Linked DNA regions of Mus musculus: region 1 is linked to region 2. Evidence: chromatin contacts called from ENCODE Hi-C or POLR2A ChIA-PET data. All regions are on one chromosome and are shown on one strand. Each heading gives the region's core, a stretch centred on a gene start or an enhancer-like site at or near the end of the contact. The rest is flanking DNA. Distances are from core to core; before and after follow the strand shown. Region 1 holds the start of Pmvk (phosphomevalonate kinase). Region 2 holds the start of Flad1 (flavin adenine dinucleotide synthetase 1).

Region 1 (4,066 bases), core at 1,322-3,821, 47 kb before region 2:
AAAAGTCAAAGGCATATAAAAGAGCCCTGAACAGGCAGAAGGCATTAAATAATTGCCATAGGAAACTCTAGACCTGCTGATGTTCTGGTTGGATCAGGTTTATGCTGGGACTCCAAAGGCAGCATAAACCTCTCAGAGCCACAGAGACCTTAGTAAACGTTGACCTGGTTACCGCAACATTAATAATTTGCCCTTTTGAGATACTCAGTGTACTTACAATTGTTTCCTGTGTGCTATGAAATAGGTGCTCCCCGCTTTAAAAAATCATTTCTGGGTGGGGGGGGTCAGAGGACAACTGGTTTGACAGCAAGTGCCTTTGTCTGCTGAACCACCTCACTAGCCTGGTTCTTGTTCCAGATGAAGAAAATGAGGATGAGTGAAGAAAGTTAACTAAAAGTAACATTGTGCCAGGTGGTGGTGGCGCACACCTTTAATCCCAGCACTTGGGAGGCAGAAACAGGCGGATTTCTGAGTTCGAGGCCAGCCTGGTCTACAAAGTGAGTTCCAGGACAGCCAGGGCTACACAGAGAAACCCTGTCTCGAAAAATCAAAAAAAAAAAAAAAAAAAAAAAGAAAAGAAAAGTAACATTGTGGGTAATGAAACAGTAAATTAAAATAGCCAACACTGTATTCCGGGACAGGCTGGCTCCTTTGATTCTTTTAGCCATCCCATGTAATGCCCATTTAACAATAGCAGAACTTGACTAGAACAGATAAGACATCTGCAGTACACCATCCACTAAGCACTGAGCCAGGCCGTGAACTCCCAGCAGCCGAACCCCATCCATCGTCTAGGCTTCCGGCTGTTCTTCTGCCTATGTGTGGAGCTAAGAACAAGTAAAGTTTAGACACCGATGGTGATTATTTAGTGGTAAAGGTTTGGGGTAAGAACCTCAGCCCAGGGCTCCCCTGAACCTCTTGGAATGGCTGTGGTACCTCACACGTGGTGTCCTGACCACCTTGCCCTTGGAGAGGAGCCCCAGCATTCTCTCTCCCCCTTCTCTGCTTTCCCAGCCCAAGTTTCCAGAAGAAAACAAAAAACAGTGTTTCCTAGAATATTTTCTTATCACTTAAGAAAAATAAAAGGCTGGGGGAAAGGCGAGCCTCAGAAGCCTGACAGTCTTAGCTCAACCCCGAGAACCATGCTTTCTTAAAAGCTGAAGATGGGCCAAGTGTGGTGGCACATGCCTTTAATCCCAGTGCTGCTCTTCTTACAGACCAAGGCTCTATTCCCAGCACCCACATGAAGGCTCACAACCATCTGTAACTCCAGTTCTGGGGATCACCTGCCCTCTTCTGGCTTCCAAGAACACTCGCACACACCAAGGCACAAACCCACACCCATCACATAAACACATCTTTGAAAATAAATATCTAGAAAGGAAGGACAGAATGAGTGAATGGTGTTTCCAGGCAGGGCAGAGTGAGTGAACGGTGTCTCCAGGCAGGCCAAGCTGAATTTAAATCCTGAGTTTGCTACTTTATAACCCTAGCAAATTTAAAAATTTTAATACTAAAAATTCACCATGTTGTCCACTCTGGCCTTGAACTCCTACATGTATGAGCTCTCCCTGCTGCTGGACCACACACACACACACACACACACACAGAGACACACACACACAGAGACACACACACAGACACACACACACACAGACACACACACACAGAGACACACACACACACACCAGGTTTTAGCTCCTAAGGGCCCCTGCTTCTGCATCTGTGACATGGGATTGCTAATACCACTATTTGGTAAAGAAGCTAAATAGGTTAAATGAGATGATATAGACGCACAACACCTGGCATAGAATATTCCATAAATTCCTGCCATTGCAGGGTGTTCTGGGCAGATTCTCTTTGCAGCAGACACACTCAGGACGTGGTCTTGAAAAAAAACCTTTACAGTCTTGTTAGTCTCCTTATCTAGGCCAGTTACCTCAGACCACAATCATCAAACAGGAATGGCACGTTGAAGGTGCCAGCATAGTAATAGTAGTAATTCATGTTTCTTGAAGGCAGAGCTACATCTTCATAGATCTGCAGTGGCAGTCCCCTAGTTCTTTGAGGGAGATTTGTGCAGGCTGCTGTTTTACTGACCGTGAGGGTCTGCCTTCCCCTGCCCTGTCATCCTGTCCCTCCTTGCCCTCCACGAGCTCCCTCCATAAAGCCCTCCATCACTTGCGGTAGCGCCCTTCCTCGGTTTCCCTGCACCCGCGGACACCTGCTCTTCAGCCTCTCGGTCACGAAGTCCTTCCCGGATTTTCTCTTCCCGCTAAACAGCAGCACCAGACGCGGGGAGGCTCCGAGCGGGGCCATGGTGCCACCAAGCTTCACCAGGCCTAAAGCTGACACTTCGGACCCCTGAAATGCAGCCAAGCACGAAGTGGACCCGCTCAGTAGAAGCAAAAAGGAGGAGGGATCCCACTCCTTCTCCACACTACACAGCCCACATCGAAACCAGCGCGCAGAGAATGGGCGTAGAAACTGGAAGGGAAAGAGCCTTGCAGCCTAGTATCTAAGTACCTTTCCCGCCCCCCCCCGCCCTCCCCCCCCTGCGCAGCACGCACTTAGAACAGTCCACGCCCGCCCAGATGTGACGTCATGGCCCCGCCTTCTCGGCTGACAAGGTGAGCCGAGAGTGACGCTGGAAAGACTAGCCTCAAGTTCCCTTCTACACAACCGGCCAAACATAAAGATAAAGAAAAATAGTAATGTTGAAGGCATTTTCAAATCTGCCTTTTAATTTGTACGTTATAACTCATGCTCTAAAGCAAATATGTGTTTGCCCCGCACTAAAAATAGCTCTTTCCAAAGAAGTAACCAGACAATGACATGATAGGGTGTGTTTCTTGACGTCATAGCGAGGGAGGGGTTTAATGAACAGTATGCTATTTCACTGTTGAAAAGGTTTTGTAACTGCTGAAGCCTCCAGCTGGAACTAAGTGATCTTTTCTTTAGCCGCATACTCCTCTCCAAAGCTTTTCAGAATCTCGAAAAAGAACATTGGTGACATTAGTAACTTAGGTTAAGGAGTTTTGACGCCACTCTGAACAAGATTACCCAATTTCCTCCGGAGACCAACATCCAGCCAGAAGTTGAGAGGCAAAACTAAGAGTGTTCTGACACCTACTTACTGTTATCTGTAGATATAAATTGCTGTCCTACATTTTTCTAAGCTTATCAAAATAAAGCCTGCAGCCTATGACTGCCTCCAGTGTATAAGACTGCAAAGTCTTGTGAAAACCAAAGTGAAACGTAAAGAAACTCTTAGGAAAATCATTTCTTTGCGTATTCGAAAGAGGCTTCGGCGAAGAGATGACTCCGCAGCTAAGAGCACTGGCTGCCCTTGCTGAACACCCACCTAGCCGCTCATAACCAGCTGGAACTGCAGTTCCAGAGGACCTAAAGCCCTCCCTTAGCCTCTGTGGGAACTGCATGCACGAGGTACACAGACATACGGGCAAAACACATAAATCATTTTAAAATAAAGAACAGGAGTGGTCAGGTACAGAAAGAGTGGACCGGGGAGGATCGCCAGAACTGAGGATGTCTGTCTGTTGATAGAGCCTCTGCCTAAGCCTAGGTTTGAGGGCCAGCACTGAATAAACTAGGTTTAGTGGCAAGTGCCAGCCAGCACTGGAAATGGAAGCAGACAAATTCCAGGCCAGCCTGGGCCATAAAATAAAATAAAATAAAATAAAATAAAATAAAGAGAAGGAAGTGAGAGGCTTGGTAAACAGAGGAAAGCAGAACTGTACAACAAAATACTTTGTAAACTTTAAAGTATCCACTCACAGCAGACTGTTTGTTTTAAGCACTGTGATTTCACAGTTTGTAAGTCAGCACATTGTCCCACCTCTGTGCAATAAATATTTCTCTGGGTCCCACCGAAAGCTGGCTCTCACCAGGCCAACGAAGCCTATATAGGGTGAAGTCACTTGTGGCCTCCTGCTCACTAAGCCCTCACTCAAAAGAAATCAGAACTTCCACCCAGAATTCTGAACCTGCCTGACATAACTCACCCCTTCCTTCAGCCCCACCCTGGAATCAAATTTCCCTGGAA
Region 2 (4,499 bases), core at 153-2,652:
ATATTGTGGTTTTAGCATGCCTCCAAGTCACAACAGAAAATCCCAGGAGAAATGTAGATGTCAGACCCCGTCCAAACCTACTGGGTCACAATTTACATATCGTAATATCTAGGGATAGCGAGATGGTTCAGCAGGTAAGAGTAAGACTCCGCCACCCAAATTGGGATAGATCCTAGGCCCCACATAAAGGTGAAAGAAAAGGGACTCCAGAAAGTTGTCCTCTGGCTTCCATTTGCATGCTGGGACACTGCTGTCCTTCCTAGTCATACAATAATAGTAAAAGCTTTTTTAAAAAAAAGAAAAAAAAAACCCAGATGATTAAGCTATTTTTCCCCAGCAAAGCAAAGGGTGGAGGGGCACTGAAGTAGGAATGAAATGTTGTGAGTACCCAAAGTGAGTCCAAGGTACTCCTGCGTACCCCTCTCTCCAGGGACCCATCATTGGGAAGTGATGTTCTGGAGGCAGGTGGGGCAGGAAAGGGTTTTTACATTTTAAAGTCAGAGAAGCTTAAGTAGTTTTTCCCTTTATATTAGAAACAAACGAAGGTTCCACACCCTGCAGCTCACACCTCATTGTTAATGCTAATAACATCTTCACCTTCCCCACGCCTTTAATCCCAGCATTTGGGAGGCAGAGGCAGGCGGATTTCTGAGTTCGAGGCCAGCCTGGTCTACAGAGTGAGTACCAGGACAGCCAGGGCTATACAGAGAAACCCTGTCTCAGAAAAAAAAAAAAAAAAAGAAAAACCATCTTCACCTTCTCAAATTTAAGAGGCAAAGCCAAGCGGTGGTGGCCCACGCCTTTAATCCCAGAACCTGGGAGGCAGAAGCAGGAGGAGTTAATAAACCTGGTCTACAGAGCGAATTCCAGCTACACAGAGAAACCCTATCTCGAAAGAGGAGAGAGGGGTAGAGACAGAAAGAGAAATGTGATGCAATGAAGTGTAGTAACACATGATTTGAATCCCACCACTCCCCAGGCAGTTCGAGACCAGGCTGATCGGTTTAAACAAGTTACTTCCCGGGCTATATACTGGGGCTCTGTCTGAACTGTTTTTTAATATTTGAATGAAACAGAATCAGACCTTCATTTTCTTCTAGTACTACAAAGCAGCACCCGACAGTCCCACCCGACAGTCCTTAAAACACCTCCCAATATTTTCCCTTCGAGTACCAGAACACTTTAAGTCCCGCCCTCCATGGGCTAAGGCCAGGCCCCTATTTTTACTTCCGGACAGTGATGACTACATGGTGTTGCCAATAACAACTTAGCATTTCCTCTAGCTCCGCGATGAGGCGCGTGAGCGATTGCCGGTTAGACCAATAGAACCACTGGTAGGAGTGAGCGACAGCCAAAATAACCAATCAACATGAAGCATTGTAAGGCGGGACTTTGAGTACGGAAGCTGTCCTAGGACATGCGGAAAGGAAAGAGCGAATGACCCTGTGCAGGGGGCAAAATAGAGGTGGGATGATACGAGATCAGTGATCTGAAGCCTGGTGAGAAAAAGAGATCTCGGGATAGAAAGGGTGCAGAAGTAGGTTGAGCCCTGGTCATTGGCGGAGGGAGGAAAGAAATGCATTTAAAGGGACCCTAAGGCCCAGAATAAGGTAGACATTTAAAGGGACAGGTGATCCGAAGAGAAGAGACATTTAAAGGTGCAGATATACCCAAGATAGGGCAAATTTTAAACCTGCTCGGCAGACGGAGATATCTAAAGTGGTAGGTCTTGGGAAAACATGGCACTTTAAAGGAATAGGAATCGAGACGTTTTTAGGAACCTGGGGCTTAAGAGTATGTTAAAGAGGCCGGAGTAAGGGTGACTAAAGAAGATTGAGCCTTCCTTCCTCTAGGAAGAAGGTACACTCCTGACGTCTTCATTGTCCTTTCTGGCTCTTCCAGGTTCCCTCAACCCCGGAACTCAGGGTATGGCCTCCTGCATCCTGTAGACCTGGCGGCCTCTCAGTACATACGGCCCCAATTTGGGGTTCTGAGTGGCTACTGGAAAGCCTTGCAAAAGAGCACAGAGGGCAGGACCATGGCATCTAGGGCCTCTGAACTGCCCCCAGGATCAGGGCGCAGCGTGACAGCAGGCATCATCATTGTTGGAGATGAGATCCTTAAGGTGTGTCTGGAACGGAAGAGGGGAAGAGTGTGGCATTCTATTGTCGTGGACTCTTTACGGTGAAAGGAGGGAAACCGGAGTAGGAATCCCCTTTCTTGCCAAAGTCCGGCCCTGGAGTGAGTCCTAACACATTGGAGGAAAAGTGACCCTTCGGTTGAGTGTTTCTGTTGAAAGATGGGTAGTAACTTTCCTACAACTTGCTACGAAGTATGACTGGGGGCAGAGTAGCCACATAACAAGTGACAGGTGGCACAGCAAGTAGAGGAAGCTCAGCAGGCTGGATAGGCGAGCTAGAAGGAAGGTAAGAGAAGAAAGGACTCTATTCTGGACGGCCAGGGTGCTGTTAGAGGATGTGGCAAGCATGGGTTGGCAACAGTAATAGTTACCCTGATCTTTTTTAGTGTCTACCAGAGGCTGGTCTGCACTTAACTATATCACATGTGGCCTTACAAACTTCAAAAATTCCATGAAATTGGGGTTTTTATTACAGATCTCTATAAATTATGAAACAGCCTCAAGGAGGTTAGGAAACTTACCCCAGATCACAAGCCTACAAAGTCCTAGGAACAAAGTGATACATGCCTTAACCTCCAGCACTTGGGAGACAGAGGCAAGTGGATCTTTGTGAGTTCGAGGCCAGCCTGATCTACATAGCCAGTTCCAGAACAGCCAGGGCTACACAGAGAAACCCTGTCTCAAAATAAATTAAAAAAGGAAAATAGTGGAAGAGATAGGATTCTAGCCCAATTCTTCCTTACTCCAGAACACAAACCTGAGACAGAGTCTGACTGGGTATCCCTGGCTGGCTTAGAGCTCTTGTTTTATGTAAACTAGACTGGTTTTAAACTCACAGAAATTCACCTGCCTCTGCCTCTGCCTCTGGGGTGCTGGGATTAAAGATGTATGCCACCATGCCAGGCTTAAAATTTTTAATTTTATGTTTATATATCTGTATGTTGGGGTGGGGGAGTGCCCACAGAGGTCAGAAGTTATAGATTCCATGGAGTGGGACTTAAGGCTGTTACGAGCTGCCCAACCAGTCTGGGAACCAAGCTTGGGTCCTCTGGAACAGAGGCAAGCACTCTTGGCTACTAAGCCAGCTCTTCGGCTCCAGAACACAAACTTTTCATTTATTTTATTTGGAGACAGAGTCCAACACAAACTCTTTAACTACTCATCCCCCCTGTAGAGAGAGAAAAGTAGAAGCTAAGGCTAGGAAAGAAGATAGGGCACACAGTATAGCCAGCCAGCTTTAATGATTGCAAAAGAATTTGAACTTTATTCTGTATGCAATTGGAGCCAACATGTTTCTGAGCACAGAAGTGATTTAGCGAACACAGTGACGCATTAAAAAAAGTTACTTATAAGGCAGGGAGCAGAGCATAGTGGAGAGGATTGAGGACTGGGGGGAGTGGAACACTGGGGGGGGGGTAGGGGATGGATGTGTGGGAGACTGGAGGTTGGCCCAGAGCCTGTCAACATCACCCAGGAAAAAGACTCTAAGGAAGTGAGAATGTGGAGGAGAGAAGATGGGAGAGGTTTTAGAAGTGGGGTTGATTGAAATGAAAGGCCTAACTGACCATGACTACATCTGAGATATCACTGAGCAAAGCAACCAGGGTCGTGGTGAGGCTGCTCAGTATGAACCTGAAGCCAGGGACTAAAACTCAAACTGTTGGGGTCGGTGACCAAGTCCAAAGAGCCCCACAGAATTAATGATTGAGTCTATATCAAGTCAAGCTCAAAGTGCAGAACTGACTATGAAATCTATAAATCCAAGTGAGGTCAGGACGAATGACAGCCAAGTAGCCCCAGGGAGAATCCCTTCTTCTCTACATTCAATTTGGTTTCTCGTTCTTACTCCCATTCCAGGCTCCCTGGCAGTATCCCCCTCCAAAACCCAGCGCTCCATCACTAGACAGATGTAGCTACCTCCCCATCTGCCCTTCATTCCCCAGCACTGACAATCTTGTCTTTCCCTCAATCCCTAGGGACACACGCAAGATACCAACACTTACTTTCTTTGCCGGACCCTGCGCTCCCTGGGGGTCCAGGTTTGCCGAGTCTCTGTTGTGCCTGATGAAGTAGCCACCATTGCATCCGAGGTCAACTCATTCTCCAGGCGCTTCACTCACGTCCTCACCGCGGGGGGCATCGGCCCCACTCATGATGATGTTACCTTTGAGGCAGTGGCACAGGCTTTTGGGGAGGAGCTCAAACCACACCCTGAGCTCCAAGCAGCCATCAAAACCCTAGGAGGGGAGGGTTGGGAGAAGCTGTCGATGGTGCCCTCCTCTGCCCGCCTGCATTACGGTACAGATCCTCGAACCGGCCACCCCTTCAGATTCCCGCTGGTCTCTGTCCGAAATGTCTA

The links. Hi-C counts contacts between places; a loop is a spot of excess contacts on that map. ChIA-PET counts read pairs that join two places held with the same protein, here RNA polymerase II (POLR2A).
Region 1: a loop to region 2 is called in a map of heart, with 2.0 times the contacts of the local background. The contact joins the promoter of Pmvk here to the promoter of Flad1 in region 2. A Hi-C loop is called at or near these places in 3 of 37 maps with a recorded cell type or tissue (all heart). POLR2A ChIA-PET finds 5 or more read pairs at or near these places in 4 of 5 experiments (Patski and embryonic stem cell).

Annotation. Positions count from the first base shown.
Region 1 is chr3:89,457,623-89,461,688 of GRCm38, reverse strand. It overlaps Pmvk (phosphomevalonate kinase), which reads right to left and starts at 2,571. Exons shown (of 5, transcript NM_026784.3): 1 at 2,225-2,571. The coding sequence starts at 2,319.
Region 2 is chr3:89,408,784-89,413,282 of GRCm38, reverse strand. Flad1 (flavin adenine dinucleotide synthetase 1) reads left to right here and starts at 1,402. Exons shown (of 8, transcript NM_177041.4): 1 at 1,402-1,499; 2 at 1,903-2,125; 3 at 4,117-4,499. The coding sequence starts at 2,039.